Regions from separate parts of the Homo sapiens genome. Here region 2 is linked to region 1. A link is an interaction called in ENCODE POLR2A ChIA-PET data of the cell type or tissue named here. Cell type or tissue: A673. All regions are shown on one strand. Each heading gives the region's core, and the rest is flanking DNA. Links, peaks and the distances in the headings are about the cores only.

Region 1 (9,398 bases), core at 2,045-7,044:
ATGTGCACATTGTGCAGGTTAGTTACATATATATACATGTGCCATGCTGGTGCGCTGCACCCACTAACTCGTCATCTAGCATTAGGTATATCTCCCAATGCTATCCCTCCCCCCTCCCCCCACCCCACCACAGTCCCCAGAGTGTGATATTCCCCTTCCTGTGTCCATGTGATCTCATTGTTCAATTCCCACCTATGAGTGAGAAATGGATAAATTCCTCGACACATACACTCTCCCAAGACTAAACCAGGAAGAAGTTGAATCTCTGAATAGACCAATAACAGGAGCTGAAATTGTGGCAATAATCAATAGTTTACCAACCAAAAAGAGTCCAGGACCAGATGGATTCACAGCCGAATTCTACCAGAGGTACAAGGAGGAACTGGTACCATTCCTTCTGAAACTATTCCAATCAACAGAAAAAGAGGGAATCCTCCCTAACTCATTTTATGAGGCCAGCATCATTCTGATACCAAAGCCGGGCAGAGACACAACCAAAAAAGAGAATTTTAGACCAATATCCTTGATGAACATTGATGCAAAAATCCTCAATAAAATACTGGCAAAACGAATCCAGCAGCACATCAAAAAGCTTATCCACCATAATCAAGTGGGCTTCATCCCTGGGATGCAAGGCTGGTTCAATATACGCAAATCAATACATGTAATCCAGCATATAAACAGAGCCAAAGACAAAAACCACATGATTATCTCAATAGATGCAGAAAAAGCCTTCAACAAAATTCAACAACCCTTCATGCTAAAAACTCTCAATAAATTAGGTATTGATGGGATGTATTTCAAAATAATAAGAGCTATCTATGACAAACCCACAGCCAATATCATACTGAATGGACTTCTTTCAATTATAAAGTAATACATATTCATAGTGAAAAAAGTAATAACAACATTACAGAAAGACATAAAAGGAAGAAAAGATGCCCCCTCTTTCTTTCACCCCTTTAGTCTTATTTGACACCCTAGAGGTAAAGCCATTAACAGTTTCTTGTGTGTCTGTTCAAAATTTTTTCTACACATATACATGTATATATGTAGAATAACTTAAAATGTGGAACCCCAAAAATGCATCTCTCACCTCAGACAGATGTTTTCCTCTGTATAACTGAGTTAACAGAGTCATATAATACTGCAACATGTCCTTAAGTTTGTAAAGCTGTAGGTATGATGTTCTTGTTAGGTACACCTCACCTGTTTTCCAGATCCGGCATGCTTAGGTTTCTAGCAGCAAAGCACATTTTGAGAGGGATGATCTTCCTGTCCTTGGTGCTGTTCTGGTGTTTTGGCGAACCAGAGTCCTCACTGCCACTAAAGCTTGGTGACTGGGGGGCTGCACCTTCCCACGGCAGATCTGATACTAATGATGGCTTCTTGATATATGGTGTTACTTCTCGGATGAACTTGACTATGAACAAAAAAATCAAAGAAGAAGGTTAGTAATTTTGCTTCCTATAATAAATGATAACTAAAGTATTCACATACATGCTATATCTATAACAAAGTGGAGGAAAGAGCTGGGCGCGGTGGCTCACTCCTGTAATCCCAGCACTTTGGGAGGCCGAGGCGGGTGGATCACTTGAGGTCAGGAGTTCAAGGCCAGCCTGGTCAACGTAGTGAAACCCCATCTCTACCAAAAATACAAAAAATTAGGTGAGCGTGGTGGCATGCGCCTGTAGTCCCAACTACTCAGGAAGCTGAGGCAGGAGAATTGCTTGAACCCGGGAGGCGGTGGCTGCAGTGAGATTGTGCCACTGCACTCCAGCCTGGGCGACAGAGCAAGACTCTGCCTCAAAAACAAACAAACAAACAAACAAACAAAAAATGGGGGAAAAAAGTAAGTTAAAGAGCCATGAATCCCCTGGAGATAGATTCTAAGACAGACCCATCTAGGCTTTAGATGATTCAACCTTTAGAAACTTCTCCATACTTCTACCCACTGGTTCCCTGTCTTCTCAAGCCATATAGAACAAACTTAATCTCTCTTCTACATGAGAACTCTGTAATTATCTGAAGACAGATTTTTCTCTTCTCTCTCCTCCCCATACTAAGCTAAGTATTTCTATTTCCATTCAACTCAATCAACTTTTATTAGCTACCTACCAAGTGTTGGGAATTAGGCTAGCCAGTAAAGACACAAGGGCAAATGAGCCATGGATTCTATCCCTCAAGGAATGCCCAGCCTTGCAGGGGAGACAGCTATGTAAACAGGCCATTACAGTTCTTAAAATCAAGTGCAAAAATAAAGTATATTCAAGATAAGGTATGATCTAATAAGCACAAAGCCAACTCAACTGATCCCCCTTGCTTGTTCAAAATACTCTATTTCCATTAATGTGGCCCCAAATGAAAATCAAGCTTTTAGTAGATAGGAAGCTTTTTTAAGTTCAAATTTAAAACTCATAAAATACTTGTTTTACTTCAGTCATGACTACAATTACTGTCACTCGAGGCATGGTGTTCTTGTTTCAAAAACTAGACAAACTGGCTGGGCACAGTGGTACACACAGTTTCTCCTGTGAATAGGTAATACATGCACATAAAACAAAACTCAAGAGGTATAAAAGGTTTTATAATAAAAGTCCAGATTTCTAGCTACCCTGTCTCCATTCCTAGAGGCAACCATTCAAAGAGATGCCTGGTATGCTAAGCATGTATGAAAATAAACACATACACATGCGTGTATATCTGATCATACATATGGTGGTACATTATGCTTACCGTGCTGCACCTTAGTTTTTTTATTTAATAAGGTTGATAGTCTTTTATAGGCCTAATAGTTGATAGCTCATTCTACAGCATGATGTGGTCATAGAGATGCCTTTGGAATCAAGAAGACCTTGTTCAAATCCTAACTGTGCTTGCTATTCAAAGCTATGTGACCGCACTTAACTGTTCTGAGGTCCTCATCTACAAAATGGGAGTAACACTAAGCAAATAAAAATTTCAGGCACATACTAAACATTCAATAAATACAGTAGGTACCTTTCTTTTTCCTTCCCTAAATTAGAAAGTTAGAGAAGAGTTAAAAAATTTTAATGGTAATCAGTAGAAGAGTTAAAGTTATTTTCTTATACGTTATTAAAAAAGATTTACTGAAATTAAGTATAATAATAAAAAATATAACAATTCCAATGCTAGAATTTAGATGTAGTATATCTCTGTGCTTTTTGTGCATAGTTATAATACACGTGCTTCTGGGTAGCTGCCTCAGGTCACCAAGGAGATTTTTTTACCCTAGAAAAATCAGCAGGAGTGCAGTCAGTATAACCCTTGAGCAGCTGACTCAAGCATTTCAATACATACTTCAGCTTTATGCTTTGAAGGACTTTGGCAGAAATTCCTAAGGTTTCCAGTTACTGCAAATGGCAGAGGCATGCTTTTTGAACATTTAAGGCAGTACACTATTGGGCTACCAACTGGAGGAAATTAAAGACATTCTAAATGAATTCTTGAATAATATAGTGGTTAGAAAAGAACCCTTAACGATCTACTCAGTTCATTCAATCACACAGTAGCATCACTGAACTGATTACTACACACATCCTAAAACAAAAACAGACATACACATACAATTTATGTATTGCCTTATTAAAAGAGCAATGAATTTTATCTGAGTTGATGGCAATGCAGTCCATACCCCCATCTAATTAGCCATCCAGAATGGCTGAAGAGCTGTGGATGGACATCTGTTTCTATGTTTGGGAATGGCAAAAAGTTAACAGTCTTCTGTTTCAGTCCTATGTTAAGGCCTTAACCTGGACACGTGGCTGGATAAGCAGAGCCTTTACACCCCCACATGGAGCTTTCAGTTCAACTCAGAATCCACAACATATTTCAGAATCATTTCATTTTTCCTGATAGTTGAAGATAATCCTCAAAATAATTTAATTAAACACTGATGTTTACAAACTGTTTTGAGTGTTCAGATGCTGAAGCTAATTTTCTTTCTTCCATTCATGTATCCCTTTTTTTTTTTTTTTTTTTTTAAGATGCAGTCTCACTCTGTCGCCCAGGCTGGAGTGCAGTGGCACAATCTCAGCTCACTGCAAACTCTGCCTCCTGGGTTCACGCCATTCTCCTGCCTTAGCCTCCCCAGTAACTGGGACTACAGGCGCCCGCCACCACGCCCGGCTAATTTTTTGTATTTTTAGTAGAGACGGGGTTTCACCGTGCTAGCCAGGATGGTCTCGATCTCCAGACCTCGTGATCCACCCGCCTTGGCCTCCCAAAGTGCTGGGATAACAGGCTTGAGCCACTATGCCCGGCCTCACGTATCCCTTTTACTGAACGTGAAGGTGGGCTTCCTCCCACCCCAAAAGCATTACTGTGATCCCTTCTCTTCTTTAGAGTGACAAAAACACATACATGTACTGCACACATGTACCTGTAAAGATGTCTGGAAGGAACTTAATCAAAATATCAATAGTGCTTATATACAGGTGTAGGATTGCATTTTTTTCTTTATGTTGTTCTGTATATTTAAAATTTTTGTTAAGTCCATAGTATTTATTTTAAAAACGTATTTAAGAAATGAAGAAAACTTATTCTGAGACCTTGTTCAAACTCTATCTTAATTTTATTTTTGAGACAGGGTCTCACTCTGTCCCTCAGGTTGCAGGGCAGTGGCACAATCATAGCTCACTGTAACCTCAAATTCTTGGGTTCAAGTGATCCTGCCTCAGCCTCCTGAGTAGCTGCAACTATAGGCACACACCGACACATCTGGCTAACTTTTTAATTTTTTGTAGAGACAAGGTCTTGCTATTTTGCCCAGGCTGATCTCAAACTCCTGGCTTCAAGCAACCCTCCCGCCTTAGCCTCTCAAAGCGTTGGGATTACAAGCATGAGCCACCACCCAGCCTGTTGCTCAAACTTTAAACATGAAAGACATGTAAACGGAAATCTTGAGGCTTCAAAAACTATAATGCACTGGATAGGATCCAAAATCCAACTGATTCTTACTGAATTCTAAGCTCTAATGAATAAGGTTATGAAGAGTTCCATGTTTGGGGCATGAGGCAGCATCTGATTTTAAACTGAATGCAAGTGGCTTCTTTTTTTTTTTTTTTTTTTTTTTTGAGACAAGGTCTGGCTCTATCACCCAGGTTGAAGTGCAGTGGCATGATCTCAGCTCACTGCAACCTCCGCCTCCTGGGCTCAAACCATCCTCCCATCTTAGCCTCCTGAGTGGCTGAGACTACAGGTGCACACCACCATACCCACCTAATTTTTGTACTTTTAGTAGAGACAGGGTTTTGCCATTTGCCCAGGCTGGTCTCTAATTGGTGAGCTCAAACAATCCACCCGCCTTGGCCTCCCAAAGGGCTGGGATTATAGGTATGAGCCACTGCACCCCACCTGTTAAGTGGCTTTTTTTTTTTTAGTAGAGACGGGGTTTCACCATGTTGGCCAGACTGCTTGCCAACTCCTGACCTCAAGTGATCTGCCCACCTCGGAGTCTCCCAAAGTGCTGGGATTACAGGCTTGAGCCACCACGCCCACCCTGGCTTTTTAAAGCTTATCTAGGCTGGTGCTGAGCATGGTGGCTCACACCTGTAATCCCAGCACTTTGGGAGGCCGAGGTGGGTGGATCACGAGGTCAGGAGTTCAAGACCAGTCTGGCCAAGATGGTGAAACCCCATCTCTACTAAAAAATATAAAAATTTGCCGGGTGCGGTGGCAGGCACCTGTAATCCCAGCTACTGGGGAGGCTGAGGCAGGAGAATTGCTTGAACCCAGGTGGCAGAGGTTGCAGTGAGCTGAGATTGTGCCACTGCACTCCAGCCTGGGCTAGAAAGTGAGGCTCCATCACAAAAAAAAAAAAAAAAAAAAAAAAAAGCTTATCCAGGCCGGGCACGGTGGCTCATACCTGTAATCCCAGCACTTTGGGAGGCCAAGGCGAGTGGATCACTTGAGGTCAGGAGTTCAAGACCAGCCTGGCCAACATGGCGAAAGTCCATCTCTACTAAAAATACAAAATTAGCCAGGTGTGGTGGCGGGCACCTGTAATCCCAGCTACTTAGGAGGCTGAGGCAGGAGAACTGCTTGAACCCGGGAGGCAGAGGTTACAGTGAGCCAAGGTCATGCTATTGCACTCCAGCCTGGACAACAAGAGCAAAACTCCATCTCAAACAAACAAACAAATAAACAAAACGAAACGAAACAAAAACCTTATCCAAAAAGGATACATAATAGGGCAGACACAGCCTACGGCTGCAAACACACATATTTGGATAAATGGATCAACCTCTTTTATAAACATCAACTTCTCATATAATCGTTATGTTCCTTTTTATCTCTAACTCTTACCTTTTCCATGCCCCAACTGGTGATCTTTACTATGAGTTTAAGTGAAACTAAGTTAGTCACACAACATTATTTCCCCTGCTTTTGCAAGCAAGTTTGTTCCTGGATTATTCTCAGAGTGGAATATCTGGCTGTGCATTTTGCACAGGAATGAGTTATGTTGACAGTCACTGTTAAAGTATTCTCTCAGGAGGATTCTCTCCAACCTCATCCCAAGCTCTTCTCTCAAGTCAGGAGGCTGATAAATGACCACCAAAAACACGAGGAAGGAATTGCTTTGCTTTGAGTAAAAAGCCTTTTACATTCTCAACTTGCAGGTGTCTTTCAGCTCAAGTCTCCTGGCCATTTGGGGTTTGAGTAGACTGCAGTCTAGAGTCTGGTGACATGAACCTTGAATGAGTTCAGAGTGACTCTTTCACTCTTCCTCTTCATTCTAAAATAACATAGCAAATTCACTAATTTATTGAGCTCCTACTATATACCAGGAACTGTTTTAGGCATGTAGAATTATTAGCCAGTGAATAAAATATGCAAAAAATAATAATGTAATTAATAATTTAATGAAATTCTAGAGAAATGAAAACTTACATTCACACAAAAGCCTGTACACTAATGTTCTTAGCAGCTCTATTCGTAAGTACCACAGCTGGAAACAACCCAAATTTCCTTCAATGGAAGTGAATGGATAAACTGTGATACAGCTATAGAATAGAACACTATTCAGAAATAAAAAGGAACAAACTATTTATAACTCAGTAACTTGGATGAATCTGAAAGGCATTATACCAGTCTCAAAAGTTGTATGACCCCATTATTGAAAAGAAAAAAATATATGATGAAAAATTCAGTGGTTTCTAGCCAGGCGTCGTGGCTCATGCCTGTAATCCCAGCACTTTGAGAGGCTAAAGTGAGCAGATCACTTGAGGTTAGGAGTTCAAGACCAGCCTGGCCAACATGGTGAAACCCCACCTCTGCTAAAAAAACAAAAATTAGCCAGGCATAGTGGTGCACGCCTGTAAGCCCAGCTACTCAGGAGGCTGAGGCAGGAGGCTTGAACCCAGGAGGCAGAGGTTGCAGTGAGCTGAGATTGCGCCACTGCACTCCAGCCTGGGCAACAGAGCGAGACCCTGCCTTGACTAAATAAATAAATAAATAAATAAATAAAAATAAATTCAGTGGTTTCTAAGGGTTAGGGGTGAGAAGGGATATGATTATAAAGGGATAGCACAACAGAGTTTTCTGAAACCATGGAATGGTCCTGTATCCTGATTGTGGTGACAGTTACAAGAATTTATGTATGTGTCCAGATTCATAGAACTGTATACCTTAAGGGGAAAAAATTCAATTGTACAGTATGATAATTACAAAATAAAATAAGTAAATTATACAGTATATTGGAAGATGTTAAGTGTAATGGGAAAATGAAACACAGCAAGGGAAGGGGTCAGAAATGCTGCCCAGGGTGTCAGTTTGTAAATTTTAAATATGGTAGTTAGGGTAAGCCATTAATAAGATGTTTGAACAAAGACTTTAGGAGATGGGGGAGTTGGCCATGCAAATATCTGGGAGAAACATTCCAGCCAGGGAGACAGTGTTAGGACAGTAACAGGAGTTACTAACAGGAGTGTTAGACAGTAAGGAGACCCAGAGTAACTGGAGCTGGGTAAGTGAGGGGGACAGAGTAGTAAATGGGGTCACAAAGGTAACGGGGCTGGGAGGCAGACCATGTACGGCCTTTTAGGTCATGGCAAGGACTTTGGCTTTTATTCTGAAACAGGAAGCTATTGGGAGATTTTCAGGAGCAAGTGACCACTATGTTGAAAATAGAATAAAAGAAGGCCAAGGCAAAAGCAGGAAGACCAGCTGGCAGGTTAACAGGGATGAGAGATGATAGGAGTTGGACCAGGGGAATAGTAGTGGAGGTGGTGAGAAGTGGTCAGATTCTACATCAGATTACATAAGGGGGTGGCAAAAAGAAGAGTCAAGGATAATGTCAAGATTTTTGTCCCGAACAAGGCTAGAAGGATAGCGTTCCCCTTGACAGCTTTAGAAGAAAGATCAGGAACTTGAGACATACATTAGACAATCAAGTCTAACAGGCAGCTAGATATATAAGTCTGCAGTTCAGGAAATGGGTGTAGGCTAAAAACATAAATTTGGGAGCTATTAGCATATAGTTGCTATTTAATGCCATGAAACTGGATAAGATCACTGTATCAGTCAGGATCCCAGCAGGAAACGATAGTAAGGGATTTAATAAAGGGACAACTTATGAAGATGTGGGCAGAGTGCAGGGAAACCACATGGAAAAATAGAGTGTAGTATCCCATGGCTATTAGCTGTTTCCACATGTAGGCCTGAAGGAAATAGGAAAGAGAGTGGGTACCAAACCCAGAAGAAAAGAGCCCTATAGAGACCGATGTGAGAGGAGCAGTGACTTTCAGTCAATTCAGCCAGATTGCACTGACCTGCGAATTGGGGGCCAAGGGGATAAATGCTCCAACCTCACCCTCCTCCTTCTTTCCCTCCAATGTCCTATTGGGGCTCTACATTGGCCAAACCCAACAAAAACCAAAGGCCAAGGAAGTCTGCTGATGTTGTCCACGCAGGTCAGCGTCCGGGACAGATGGCATGTAGAGAAGGAGCGGACCTAGAAGAGCCAATGGAAGACTTCCAGCACAAGCAAGGAAGTGAGTACGGAAGAGAAAGCAGACACTCCACTATTAAAGGGCTGGGGAGAAAAGAAGGAGGTAGGCAGAAGATCCACGAAACACAAGTGCTCCATAGAAATACTGGCTTAACAGGCATGGTGGCTCATGCCGGTAATCCCAGCACTTTGGGAGGCCGAGGCAGGAGGATCACCTGAGGTCGGGAGTTCAAGACCAGCCTGACCACATGGAGAAACTCCGTCTCTACTCAAAAAATACAAAATTAGCCAGGCATGGTGGCACATGCCTGTAATCCCAGCTACTCGGGAGGCTGAGGCAGGAGAATCACTTGAACCGGGGAGGCGGAGGTTGCAGTGAGCCAAGATCGCACCATTGCACTCCAGCCTGGGTAACAGAGCAAAACTC
Region 2 (5,000 bases), core at 1-5,000, 130 kb after region 1:
GGCCCCGGTAGAAAAGCTGTATAACCGTGGCAATGAGGAAGAAGGGGAAGAAACCCGTGACCACTGACTCGTAGGTCATCCAGAGGTGGTGCTTATGGAACCACAGAGAGTTGTAGAGCCACTCCCGGAAGTAAGACTTGCTCCAGCGGGTTTGCTGGTTGAGCCACCGGAGGTACTTAGTGGGGGTCTCTGTGAGGCACTTGGAGCGCGCGGTATACTTAGTTCGGTAGCCAAGGCTCAGGACTCGGTTGGTGAGGTGCCGGTCATCCCCGAAGCTGCACTTGCTGCCTAGGAACTTCTGATGGTACCAGTCCTCCAGGAACTGCTGGAGGAGGCTGTTGCGGTACATGCCCAAGGGCCCACTAATACACTGCACACAGCCAAAGTAGGACTGGCAGGCCCGCTCCACGTTGAAGGCCATCCAGTACCGCACGCTGCTCAGGAAGGAAATCCATGAGTCGTACTTGTTGAGGATCTGCAAGGGAATAGAGATGCTGGGCCTCCTAAGGTTGCACGTCCGGAGGACAGACATCAGAGACCACGAGGCCTCCTTACCATGGCTTCTGTGGCCCGCTGCTTAGATTCCTGGCCATCGGTTCCTTTGGAGCTGGGAAACCTGAGGCTCAGAGGAGCCAACCACACACAATCCCTGTCCCCAGCACCAGCTCTACCTCCCTACTGTGTCATCTTATCTGCAGAGATTTTCCCCACTAAGTGGCTCTAGCAGTCAAAGCCACCTTCGGTCTCAGGAGGCAGCCTGTGGTGGTGGCAGAGAAGGGGGCTTGGGAAGAATGCAAAACACCACCACAACCACCTGTCCTGAGATTTCTGTGGTTGGAAAGTTGTAGGGGACCTGGGATGCTGCTTCAGTATCTCTGGCAGATTGGGGCCCTTATTCTTACCGTATTGACCAGAGCTCTTCAGCCCATCTCCTAAGAGCAAGGGCTGCTCAAGGATCTGACTTTGGAGCTACTTGCTGTACCACCGGCCAAAAAGGAAGTACCTTCTAGGATGTATGGCCTCAAAATACTGTGCCCCTCCTGCAGTATAGACTCTGCTCCATACCTGTTTAAGTGACTTCCCCTCATGTGGAAGAAGAGCAAGAAAGGGGTTGGGCAGTGAGGGGGGCGAGCTCTTTGGTGTCAGTGAAAACTGCCAGCGAGGAACCTCCCCCCAATACTAGGAAGTCAAGACACCCATTTCCCAGGCATATCCAATTGGATTAGGAAAAAGAGTCCAGACCCCTCCCCACAGATATCCCTGGTCTCATCTTACCTGGACATCTCCCCCGACTCCCCCTACTTGGGGATCCTCCTCCAGGACTCGAAGCATCTCGATGGTGCAGGCTGGATCCAGCACAGTGTCAGAGTCGCACACCTGCAGAGGGAGTGCGTCGTCAGCCCATTCTGACCTCAGACCTGCACACCCTGTCCCCCACCCCACTGCCAGGCTGCTCACTGCCTGAGAGACATGACCCCTTCACACATGACTCACTTCCAGCCTCTAGCTAAGAGATCTGCGCTACCAGAAGGTGCCAGAGGTAAAATGAAAGCTAGTAAAAGTGTACAGCTACCAGACTTGACAGCCACTAGGCTGAGAGGGAGAAACCCTGAAGACAGTAGGTGCCAGGCGTGGAGAGAGACATGCTTAGCACTGGACGCAAAAAATTGCTCTGGGGTCCTTCGGCAGAAGGGAAACGTCACTGAAATCAGATGGCAGGCACAGTAGGGTAGCCCAGGACTAACAGGCTGCATATGGCCTTAAGTGACCCCACAGAATTAACCACAGGGGTCCCCGTGTCAGCCTCTGACCCCTTGGACAACCTGCAGCCCACTGGTGGTTACCAGACTACCTACTTGCAGGCACCTCTATGAGACCAGTAATAAGGCTGCTGGCCTCTGCGCCCTCAACAGACTCCCTTGGCCGAGCCTCTCGGACCAGGGCACGGTATGGCTGAGGGCTCCCCCTGGAGGCTGCTCTGAATAGGCATGGAAGCTGCAGCAGCTGCCTCCAGGCAGACCCCAGGGCCAACTCTGCCCAGCTCTTGGGAGGCTTATGGCCTGATTCTAACAGGTGGTCTCATTATGAGTTGAACCCAGGCCACTAGTTGCCCTAGTGGCTGACTCCTTTTCTGGTTTCTAAAAAATTAGTGAAGTGGTACACAAATCCAGTGAGCATTGGCCAGGAGAACTGGTTTACAGACCTGATTTACTCTGTGGTCACTGTTAGGAGAGCAACAAAGAGATCCACAGATAAACCAAAACCCTGTTCTGTAGAAGCCTAAGATCCTTGTATTAAAGTTGCTGAGTAAGATTCCTGCAGGAAAGGAGGCTGCCTCTGACACCACAACCCCACCCAGCTTTCTCTATGTTGGAAGACAGGGTGGCCACAGATAAGCAGTAGAAGGCTAAGGGGGAATCAGAACAGCATCAGCACCAGGCTGAGTCCCTCATATGTGCTTCTTCCCACCTCCCCACCAGGCATATCCTTACATCCTGGTCCATGCCTGGGAAGGGCCCAGGAAGCCTCAGGCCAGACTAGCAGAGCCTCCTCCACTTACAGGCCAAGACTCCCAGCACTGCTGCTGTTCTGCTGGTCTCACTGCTCCTCCCTGCCCCTGCCCTAGCCCATTCTTTATATGCTGCTTTGCTTCCTTCAGTCCAGGGATGTCTTGGATGTCTTTCTAACTGAGCAAGGTTAGGGAAAGAAGAGCTCTCGTGCTGCCTGGGTTTCCCCACTGGCTCGGGCAGAGTTCTGCCTAGGAGGGAGAGATACCTCCGCAGCAGGCGGTTAGAAGACAGGCTGAGATCCAGCAAGCGCTCACTGGCTCTGGCCCAGGGCAACCTTATGCAGTGATCCCAGGGCTGTAAAGAGACAGCTCAGGTGTGTGAGCCTGTTTGCTGATCCACCAGAACCCAGATGGCCAGGAAAGGGAGATGGCAGGGTGGGGTGGGGGTGAGATCCTGTGCTTGAAGGGAATAGATGACAAAGTCACTGTGGCTTGAGCCTGTGCCAGGGCTCAAGGGCTTTTCCCTAAGCATTTGGGTCCCCAGGAAAGTTTCACAAGGTCCCACGACCCCAGGTGAACTGCAGTCAAAACAGCCTGCTAAGCTCTCCTAACTCCCTCCATGACTGAGGAGGTCCTGGGCCTAGGAAGCCAGAAAAAGATAAACATATCAACCCTCATGCAGAGACAACTGTCAAAAAAGCCAGACACGCAATCTGAGTGAGCTAATTTTAGGTGTGTACACCAGAGAAAAATCGTATTAGGGGACTCAAAATGCTGTCAGCAGACTGAGTTGGTACACAGGTGGGCTGGCAGGACAGCCACTGCACCTTCAAGCACTGATCAAGTGATGGGCAGCACCCTGCTCTGGCAGGCGTGGAGGTCAGAGAACAGAGTCAGGAAGAGAGGCAGCATGGATGCCATCAAGAATCCTGGCCTAGGCCAGGTGCGGTGGCTCACGCCTGTAATCCTAGCACTTTGGGAGGCCAAGGTGGGTGGGTCAGCTGAGGTCAGGAGTTCAAGACCAGCCTGACCAACATGGAGAAACCCTGTCCCTAACTAAAACTACAAAAAGTAGCTGGGTGTTGTGGTGCACACCTGTAATCCCAGCTACTCTGTCTCAAAAAAAAAAAAAAAAAAAAAAAAAAAAAAAATCCTGGCCTAGAAATCCAGGGTCCTAGGGTTTCTACTTTGTACTGAAAGATGTGGTCTTTAATCTTTTCAACTCTTGAGTTTTTTTTATTTGAAGATGGAAACCATATCAACCTAGTACAATTTCCAGGCTTATGTCAGTGATTGCTTTGACCAAAGCTGGGCAGGGTTTAATCAGGGTCCCGCCCCTGCCGATGCTCCTACAAAATGAAGCTAGTCATTCGCACCTGTGTCTCTCACCGCCCAGACATGACTTTGACACTAGGAAGAATGGGACTTTTTGGCCATAACTAGAATATTTTGAGTGTTTTTGAGGATGGTTTCTTTTGCTCTTCACCACGCTTTCTTATGAAGAGGTTCAGCCCCACGTTGCCATTGCTGAGGCAGTGCTGCATCACAGGTAAGAGAAGACTTGAGACAGACGGCCTGGGCGCAAATCCTGGCTCTGCACCCTACTAGCAATGGGACATTAGGCAAGTTACTTAGCTTCTCTGTGCTTTGCTTTCACCTTCTATGAGTGGAGATAATAGCACTTCTCCCTGGGAGTGTTAAGAGGATTAAAAGGGCTAACATGGAGCTGGGTGCGGTGGTGTATGTGCCTGTAATCGCAGTTACTAGGGAGGATGAGGTGGGAGGACTGCCCAAGGCCAGGAGTTTGAGGCTATAGTGCGTATTGATCATGCCTTTAAATAGCCGTTGCACTCCAGCCTGGGCAACATAGTGAGACCCTTTGTCTTTAAAAAATAATAATAATAAGGCCGGGTGTGGTGGCTCACGCCTTATTCCCCAGGAGCCATTCTCCTGCCTCAGCCTCCCGAGTAGCTGGGACTACAGGCGCCTGCCACCATGCCCGGCTAATTTTTTATATTTTTAGTAGAGATGGGGTTTCACCGTGTTAGCCAGGATGGTCTGGATCTCCTGACCTTGTGATCCACCCGCCTCGGCCCCCCAAAGTGTTGGGATTACAGGCGTGAGCCACCGCGCCCGGCCACCTTGTTGCCTTCTTAAGTGCACAGGTGTGTGCACAACCCAAGGGACCTAGACCAGACCTCAGATTCTTGGCGGAGAGTTTGCCAGGCTGTCCAGACTTATCCCCATGTACACACGCTCCTAGGGAGGCGCCCTTACCTGGATGTAGTCCACCGAATCGCCGAGGGCCTTGAAGGCCGTGTACATGACCTCGCGCTTGCCTCCCCACTTCTGCATGATGCACGAGAAGGTGCTGGCCCGCACCACATCCCGCACACGGTCCATGCCCTCCTGCAGGCTGGCCTCCGTCTCACCCTCGCCTGCCTCATGGAAGTTGCTGCGCCACACAAAGAAGCCGGCCTGCTCGGTGCCG

The links. ChIA-PET counts read pairs that join two places held together with the same protein. Peaks named below come from ENCODE experiments on the same cell type or tissue, not always from the same donor. Only the 100,000 strongest peaks of a DNase experiment are listed, where the experiment ranks them.
Region 2: POLR2A ChIA-PET joins it to region 1 with 5 read pairs; 3 of 35 experiments call an interaction of 5 or more read pairs at or near these places.

What each region holds. Positions count from the first base shown.
Region 1 is chr16:69,237,627-69,247,024 of GRCh38, reverse strand. SNTB2 (syntrophin beta 2) reads right to left here. Exons shown (of 7, transcript NM_006750.4): 2 at 1,210-1,423. Among named protein-coding and RNA genes, the nearest start is that of SNTB2, 55 kb to the right of the region's middle. In A673, for the core only: no CTCF peak of the experiment used is centred there; no DNase peak of the experiment used is centred there; H3K27ac peaks cover 747 bases.
Region 2 is chr16:69,109,818-69,114,817 of GRCh38, reverse strand. It overlaps HAS3 (hyaluronan synthase 3), which reads right to left. Exons shown (of 4, transcript NM_001199280.2): 2 at 4,787-5,000; 3 at 1,276-1,377; 4 at 1-475. Among named protein-coding and RNA genes, the nearest start is that of HAS3, 6.7 kb to the right of the region's middle. RefSeq lists an enhancer at 4,486-5,000. In A673, for the core only: CTCF peaks have their summits at 1,755 and 1,975 (motif pointing left); a DNase peak (open chromatin) is centred at 1,967.